Linked DNA regions of Homo sapiens: region 2 is linked to region 1. A link is an interaction called in ENCODE POLR2A ChIA-PET data of the cell type or tissue named here. Cell type or tissue: GM12878. All regions are shown on one strand. Links, peaks and the distances in the headings refer to the core of each region. The heading gives the core; the rest is flanking DNA. Region 1 overlaps SLC24A2 (solute carrier family 24 member 2). Region 2 has its middle 210 kb from the start of SLC24A2.

Region 1 (4,396 bases), core at 321-4,320:
GCCAGCCCTGGGATGGACTGTATTTCCGAGTATACTGTGTGCTGTTCCAAACAGAAATGAGACTCTCACGAGGAACATTTAGTGCAGAATCTGATGCATATTAGGTATACAGTTTTGTTGAATGAGTTTGTGTGTGTGGTCCTATACTAAGAAGTAGAGCTGTTTCTCCTTCCCTCTCCTTAGTTCTTTCACCTCTGGGGCAATGGCCCAAGAACTCACTTCAACAACAGTGGGTGGGTGTATTCTCTTGATTTGGTCTATACTCAGGTTGTAATTTGCTGATGTTGTTGCGTTCGGAGCACCCAGTATGTGATAATGGTAGATAATAAAATCGATTAAAGTAATGATAGTAAACATAGTCGATTAAAGTAATGATAGTCACAAGAATGTTCAAGAAAATGTGAGTAACCTTCCTGCTTCAGACCTTCAGTTGCCCTTCTTACCTTCTCAGAGACAAACGCTGTGGGGGTTTTAAAACATGTTTGCAAATTCTTTGACACTCTTCCCAACAGGAGAGTGATATGCTATATGACACTGACGTATTCTAGGTAAACTTTTTGTTTCCTCCCCCTTTAATCAAGACACACTTAGGACTGCTTTGGTCAATAGGGCATAGCAGAAGTGAATCTATGTAACTTCTGGGACTGAATCATCACAGACCATGCAGTTTCTGCCTTCTGTCACTGCAACATTCACTCTTGGAGTCCTGACTGACCTCTTATGTAAAACATTTCACTATCCTGAGGCTACCATGCTGTGAGGAAGCCCAAGTCACATGAAAAGGCCATGTTTAGGCATTCCAGTAGACCGTCCCAGCTGAGCCTAACCTTTGAATCATTTCTGCCCAGGTGCCAGAAATGGCAAAGAAGCCTCCAGATGATGGTAGCCCCAAGATGAGATACACATAACCCTTCAAGTCTTTCTACTTCAGGCCACAGACATAATGGAGCAGAGACAAGCCATCCACAATGTGCCCTATTCAAATTCTTGATCGACAGGATCCAAGAAAAGACTAAAAGGATGGTTGTTTCACACCACTAAGTTTTGGGGTAGTTTGTTATGCAGATTTGATAACCTGAACAATCAGTGTGATTGTGTGTCTGCTCAGAGAAATCTGTATATTCTTAATGTCACTTTCTCTTTTTCCTTAAACTTAAATATTTTTTCTTGTTACATAATAGTTGTACCTATTTATGGGGTATATGTGAGATTTTGATACAAGTGTACTTCCTTTTTCCTTTTAACACAAACTGAAGCAGACTATGCACCCTGTTATGTACCATATGTTTTACAAGGGAACTATTTTTAAAATGCTTTACTTACAGGTTTGCGAACGTCAGGTAACGTAATCCAGAGAGGAAACACTATGGGGAAAACAATCAGAAACGTGACTTGCTTGCGGGTTTCAGAAGGCCAGGCAAGGCTGAGAGGCTGGTCCTCCTCCTCATCAGCGGTCTGTGGTAGAAAAAGAGGTAAAATTAAACAAACAAAAAAATAAAATGTACACAGGCACAACAACAGGAGCACAGAACAAAGGGGAAGCTCCATGTCTTATCAGTTTTCTGGACTCGTTCCAGTAGCTTCATATGTGTGATTTTGAGATTTGTCACAGTCTGAGTCCTAGGAACAAATAATACATTGTCCAGCCATGAGCATGTAAGAATTTTCTTTTATCTCCTTGAATGCTCTTCAGTTTCTCATGTTCATCAACTGATTATTCAACTGGAGTGGGCTACAACTACAATTCACGAGCTTCTTATAACAAACTATATCTGTGGAGGAAAAGACTTGATGACCACCATCTCCCCATCTTTCCTTCTCCTTGAAGACAGAGTCACAAGCTTTCAGGCTCCTTGGGAAGGAGAGCACTGATAAAAAATATTTCTTTTTCTCTTTTTTTTTTTTTGGAACACTGATTTTCATCAGGCAAATGAAAGTAACCACAGAAACAATTCAGTAATACTACTAAGAGAGATTAACTTCCCACTGGCCTTGGAATAGCTAAGTGCATTGATTTTTGTGTAGTTGTGAGTTTTTTTCTTTCATTGATATTTTACGTATTTCTGGGGTAAATGTATTTTTTACATGCATTGAATGTGTAATGATCAAGTCAGGGTATTTGGGGCCTCCATCACCTTGAGTGTTTATCATTTCTATGTGTGGTAACATTCCAAGCCCTCTCTTCTAGCTTTGGAATATATAGTGTGTTGTTGCTAGCTACGGTCACCCTAGTCTCCTAAGGAACATTAGGACTGATTTCTTCTATCTAACTGTAAGTTTGTACCCATTGACCGACCTCTCTTCATTTCTCCCTGTCACCCCCACACCCTTCTCAGGTTGTGAGTTGGTCACCTGCTTAACCACAGCTAAATTCTAAACCATTGTACTTGCAGCCAAAGACAACTTATGCAAACATATGTCTCAGTCCTCAGAAACAGAAAATACAAGTCAAGCAAGACAGTGAACCTGCACGGGGTGTCGGAGCCAGGGAACAAACTTCAGAGTCTCTGACTTGGCAGCCAATGGCCAGCGTTTTATTTGTCAGCCACTGAAGTCAGTAGCTTCTGAAGTCAGGGCTAGAAGAGATGGAGGGGGAGGGTCTGGGCCCAGCAGGGGGTGACCGTTAGCCTGTCAGCTGAGCCCTCAATACTTCCAAAACAGCACTGTAGACATCATCAATCACTCCCTTCCCTGCTTGTTTGAAAATGAAAGTGCAGCAGTGGACCACGCATCAGATCTAAAAATATCAACAGGAACTTTTCCACTGATGCTTCCTTTTGAGACCATATAAATAACTTTAGAAAGCTCCTACCCCTGGGGCTCTTGCTTCCAGCACCATACACTTTTCAAACAGTAACAGCGCCCCCCTCCAGCACCTGTGTCCCTACAGAGGTGGCATGAGGGGCAGGCTCAGGTCAGCTGGCCTTGAGGAGAGGTCAGGGCTGGGTGAGAGGCCGGGCTCACAGCAATGCTATGTCTTGTTTATTTATCTGGCAAAACTGAGGTACTGCAGAAAGTATGTATAGTGTTTTATACAATCTCTTCAACTCTCCCTAGGAGTTACAATTTGAAATAATAATTTAAAAAAGGGATGCGAAGCCATATTGAAAAGGGTTAGTAACAACAGGTTCTTCTGCTTTGGGTATATGTCCTTGGCAGTGGGTAAAAGAATTTGTAAACAGCAAATATGGTGGAATTAAAGGGATTAGGTATAATAATAATAAGGCAGCATCAGGAAGTTGACAGTTTATTTTGGTACCCTGGATCCTTTTTAAATATACACCTCACACTCCCTATTTCTTTCTATGCAATTCACATATTATTCCATCCATTGCTTTCTTTCTTCCATCCTGAGGGCTCCCATCTTTGGTGGAAGCTTGGTGTGCTGGCTCTGGTCCCTCTTCTATGCCACCTCTGTCTCTTCCTTGTGGATATAGCAGGTGTAGAGAATATCATTCCCTATTGGGCTCACCAGCCTCCCAAGGTGTCAGCTAGCTACGTGAATAATCTTTGTGTCATGGGGCCAATGTGGATTAAGGAGACAGGTATATTTTCCTGTCTGTTCCCTCCCAGATATGATCCTTCTTGTTTAACCCAAATGAATGACTTTCCCCTTACCTCCTGGCAGATGCCCCAGAAATAGGCATGGGAGCCTTGGGGTACTGCATCATTCTTAATAAATACCCCATCTCACATGAGAGATGATTTTTTTTTCTAGCAGAGAGTCAGTCAGCTTCCCTGAAGACCCATCAAGCTGATGAGTTCATTAAGGCTCCTCCCCATTCTGAGATTGATGCCTCCCCCTAGCTCTGTTCATCACTACCATCCACAATCTAGCAACTTTTCTCTCGACTTCAAGCTAACCTTTTTCTGATAAAACACAAAAGCAACTCTTTATGACTCATATCATTTTAATGACACCAACAGATGGTGACATTTCATCAATAACCCTTCTGCTTATAACCTACGGATTAGCTCCTTTCTCCATCTGCCAAAGTCACCAGGCAGGCATTGCCACTAGCAAATAGCAGAAAATAATAATTGTCTGTTTAGATGTATAAGCTCTAAACACACTACTGTCCAATGCAAACAATTAACTATATTGAACAGCTTCCAAAGCTGCATTGGAGGTAGCTGTTGCTAGGGCAGAAATGGACTAGGAGAAGAGACTATGTCTCAGGCTGTGCCAACAGGGCTCTCCATGGAAACTTCACAGCCTCCTGGGGGCCAAGTCCTGCTACAGGGAAGTACAGGAACCTAGAATCCTGGGGTGGATTTGAGAGGTACCCCAGGAGCAAGGCTGTTGGCATACATTAGGTGAAATTATCTTTGCCAAGTAAAGTCTCACTCTGGCTCAATGGGAGGCAGTTTGCAAGCTGGTTAGAGAAGTGGAAGA
Region 2 (4,396 bases), core at 143-4,142, 450 kb after region 1:
TCACCTCAAAAAGTAAGTTTACTTTACAGTTTGATACAACTTTGATTTTGACTTTCATATGGAAGTGGACGTACCATATTAGTTTAGGTCATGATACCTTTTACATTCTTAAGCTATTCCTTGGAGTGAGGAACTGAGGTCCCCATTTGTGAGCCCAAGAAGATCAGAGGAGGTGGTCAGGATCATTCAGCACACTCTCAGCAAGTGTCAGACTCACCCAACAACAGAAAGGGAAACCCCAGTCACAGATCCACTATTATAGAAGGGGAGAGGTAAACAGAGAGAATTTACTGAGTGGTTAGAAATGATTCCACTCATGAAAAAACAGGCGTACAACAGCAGCTAGGAGTGAGCAAGACAAACTCCAGTCTTCAGAATTACACACAGATTCAGCTCTGTTGAGATCTTACTTGATGACATGGTTGGACTCAGGCAACACATTTTATTTGCCAATGAAACTGTATTTGGATAAATAGTTAATTTGCCTGTGTCCCTCACTGCAAAAGAGAAGCTCTTATTTCCTTCTCAGTTTGAATCAGATTTGAATCAGAATTTTATCAATAGAAGATTCAGCATTAATTTTCTCTGGCTCTTTCCAATAGGCCCTCCTAGTTACTATCTCTTAGTTCATACCTGGCATCCTTATATTTTTGGGAAAAAAGCCAATACTATTAAGGATAAGCCATACAATAATAAAAATTATATTAATAATAATGCATCTCTCACTATTTAGCACTTACTCTGTGCCGGAAGCTGTGGTAAGTAATTTACATTCATTGTCTCAATTGGTCTTCACAATGAAACAACAAAATCTGTAATTATCATTTTCTCCATTTTAGAGATGGGAGATTGAGATTTAGACATGGCAGGGCTAGGATTCAAACTCTGGCAGATGAACTCTGAGTGTGCCCCTCTTCAGAAATGGGTCTTCCATTCAGACCCATTCAGGGGTTAACTCAGCCTGAACTCGCCCACACATACCCTGTTTTGAGCTCAACTTCCTTCTGGCAGCAGTACTTCCTGAAGCCTGTCAATGATTCACTTCCGGGTCACCTCTACCCTCTGTGAGCCTTGTGAGACATTTTAAATGCCAGAGCCACATTCATTCATTGTAGCTCCAGCATTTCTTTTCCTAGGGACATGCTATTTTCATTAGGATTAAAACAGCCCCCAGCAATAAATATTAAAAACCTGCCCAGTGAAAAGAGCAGCTTCCTCAGAAGCTTATGAGGATTAGAATTTTTAAGCAGGCCCCGCTTCCTATGACCACCCCTCTTCTCCATCCCTTTGTGTGCTCCCACATGGGTGTGCTTTCAGCATCAATCAGATTTGCTGTTTTGCTCAAATCCGTTCATACTAATTGTCTGCCCATATTGCTGTGTGCTCTGGACAGAATGGTCTGGGAGAAATAGAAACTCACTCCTTCTCCCACCCCTGGGGGGATTCAGATTTTGTGTGCTTGATCTTTGTTGGTGGCAAGATAAAAATGCTTGCTATACATAGCAGCTTTCCTCCTTCATGTTCAACGGCAGCCCTGATGATGGGGGACCTCAGCCATCCTATTTGTTCTAAAGCCACCCACAGAAGAATCAGACCAGCAGAAGCCAGAAATAAGCTAGCTGGGGCTGCAAGTCTCTTTGTGTGTGGTGATATAGCAGAGAGACTTGGGAAAGTCAATTATTTTCAGTATGAGTTTTGGTTCCACTGCTTCATGGTGTAAGATGGGGATCCCCAATTTGTTCATCTGTAAAATGAAGATGCTAATGCCTACCCACTGGGGCTATTGGGAGAATTAAAGACCTATATAAAGTGTTTAGTGCAAGACTTGGAGCAGGGAGCCACGGCTTTGCCTGTCACTCCTTCGCCTCCCTGGCTGGAAGCCTGAGTAGTAGGTGAGGCATTTATTATCCATGTTCATTAACATCCCTGAAGACTTGTGGTTCCTGTATTGAAAACCACACTGAGTGTTCCCAGTTAATTGGGTGTCCTTGGGCCTGAGTTTCTCTACACAAATATATGAGCTTGGGATTTTTAAAAAGTATACAGTAATTATATTCTTGGACAAATGGTACCTTTTCTAGAAAAGCACAGAGAATTCTTTCAGCACTCAGGGCTAGGTAGGAATTGCTTGATGTATGGGTAGCAACTCATAGTAACTAATGATTTACAATAAATACTCCAACAAAGAAAAGTCTGAGTAAACTCTATATTTCATCCTCATGGCAATGAGCTACAAAAGGTTTGCATTTTAAATCAACTGGTGGTTGTACCCCAGAAGGATGTGGTCTAAATAGATTTGTGTGACAGGGTAATTACTCATCACGGAAAGGATCCCAGCTGTCATCATGGTTTCTCACTAAGCAGTCAGTGAGTGAGCAGTTATGGAATTACAGGGCTGACCTCCTGTGTCCTGCCTTACAGTCATCCTGAGCCAGAGTCACAGAGTTTCATCAGGGGGACCCAGGAGGCACAAAGCAGTCAACACCCATGGCTGAGAATCAAAGTCTAGAAGGGGCCTGTTTTCAACCTCTTCATCCGGGTCACTGGTGGCAATTTTGCCAAGTGACTAAAGAGCTAGACTAGGAGTTCCCCAGTTCAGGGTCTTAATGGCCTGAATGTTCAAGACAGTGTGGAGAGGTTCAGAGACTGCAGTCTTTGGGGTTACACAGACCTGTGCTGGAGTCTCAGTCTTTGGGGTTACACAGACCTGTGCTGCTGCTCACTTTGTGATCGATCTGCAACTAAAAAACCACATTTCTCTGATTTACTATTTTTCTAGCTGTAAAATGGAGGTAATAATTCCTACTTTAAAAGATTTTAAACTAGTATGTATGGAAATGGTTGGCACTTAATGAACATTATTATTTCACCTTTTGAAGTACCATTAGGTGCCAGAAACTGTGCTAAGCATATTACATGGACTTTGCTCATAACAGTTCCCTATTTTATGGATAAGGAATTGGAGGAATCTTGCCCAAGTAGCTAGTATGCAGCTAGTTAGTAGCAGAGACAGAATTTGACCTAGGCAGGTTGGATCCAGACTGCCCTATAATCATCAGAGGGTGAAAACATACCTTCAACTGGAGTTTCAGAGACTTTTGTGCCAGTTCTTGATAAACATTGTATAGGTATAAACTCTATCTTCAAAAAGTTTATCCAGTCTCATTGGAGGACAAGGGAGAAACATCAGAACACAAACGGCCCTGAGAATAGACCACCTGGCAACAAACAATAACTGCTGTAGGAGCTCAGTGAAGATCAGGAACTCACGACACATGGATCTCTTCTCCCGCAGTCTCCATATCTGCCACATTTTTTTGCACTGGAGTTTCTTATGTGTCAGTGTTATATAATTTTAAGGCTCTGATTTTGAACTAAAGAATGGACCCCAGTTTTGCCTTAAGCATAAAGACAGGAAATATACATGCCCTAGAGACTAAGTTAACAGTAAAATGTGAGACTGTTCCTCCTCTATACACAGAGAAAACTTTCATGGGAAAAACAGGATCACTGTTGAGACAGAAAAGTTATGTATGAGAGGGTGTGGAGGACGGAAGGAGGCAGGAAGCATAACTTGGAATTATTGCTTTTTAAGCTTAGAAGGGTCATCTGACCCTAATGGATAGTAAGATGAATATTATCTTGGTATCCAAGAGCAAAGATCACGTTTTGAGGCCCTTTCTCTCCCCATCCATTGCTCTAATGGGCCCACCCTCACTTTAAAAATAAACAATCAAATGCAAACGTGGCAGTTGCATTTTGTGGGCCACAAAGGAGAAAGTTAAAGCCTGGAGGATCAGCACTTCGTTTCTGATGGCAGAGCCTGCATTGTCCCTGCTGCGCCACACATCCTGTCCTCTTAGATCCAGCAATGAGTGGGCTGAGGATAGGAGGGAGTGTGCATCCACCTTCCTGCAAAGCTGCAGGTTTACCTGTGGAGAGTGCTCTGCATGCCTCACAACGCACCCTCTCACCCTCCTGGCACTCTATTTTGGCTCAGGTCTGCATGGAGAGAAGGGAACTGTCCTGCGGAAGAAATCTGGAAGGGGGTTAAGCCTAGCAGGAAGGGGAAGAAGCCAAGGCAACCAATTAATTTTCCTTTGCTGCTTAAATCATTCTCGCCCAATCTGCTGAGCTGAGAATAAGCATAACTGTCCCCAAGGTGTCAAGGCCCTGCCTTTTTTGGGTAAATCACATGGGAATCAAAAATAGAACCACTGTGAAAAAAGGCGTCTCAGTCCACCCTCCACTGGCAATGGCTGAGTTTGGTGGATATTCATCTCTATTCCATGTCATCCGCCAACTTTGAGGCCTGCTTGCCACATCACCAAAGAGGTTGCTAAGCATCTTCCTACCGAGTCTTTAAGATTTGTTACATGGATTTGGGCATTATACA

The links. Peaks named below come from ENCODE experiments on the same cell type or tissue, not always from the same donor. Only the 100,000 strongest peaks of a DNase experiment are listed, where the experiment ranks them.
Region 2: POLR2A ChIA-PET joins it to region 1 with 6 read pairs; 1 of 35 experiments calls an interaction of 5 or more read pairs at or near these places.

What each region holds. Positions count from the first base shown.
Region 1 is chr9:19,548,814-19,553,209 of GRCh38, forward strand. It overlaps SLC24A2 (solute carrier family 24 member 2), which reads right to left. Exons shown (of 11, transcript NM_020344.4): 8 at 1,324-1,455. The region is part of intron 4 of LOC105375988 (a long non-coding RNA gene); the gene reads left to right. Among named protein-coding and RNA genes, the nearest start is that of MAP1LC3BP1, 88 kb to the left of the region's middle. In GM12878, for the core only: no CTCF peak of the experiment used is centred there; a DNase peak (open chromatin) is centred at 2,458; H3K4me3 peaks cover 581 bases.
Region 2 is chr9:19,997,343-20,001,738 of GRCh38, forward strand. It overlaps a transcript of SLC24A2 not described here. Among named protein-coding and RNA genes, the nearest start is that of SLC24A2, 210 kb to the left of the region's middle. RefSeq lists an enhancer at 1,958-3,157. In GM12878, for the core only: no CTCF peak of the experiment used is centred there; DNase peaks (open chromatin) are centred at 929, 1,669, 2,002 and 2,379; H3K27ac peaks cover 1,916 bases.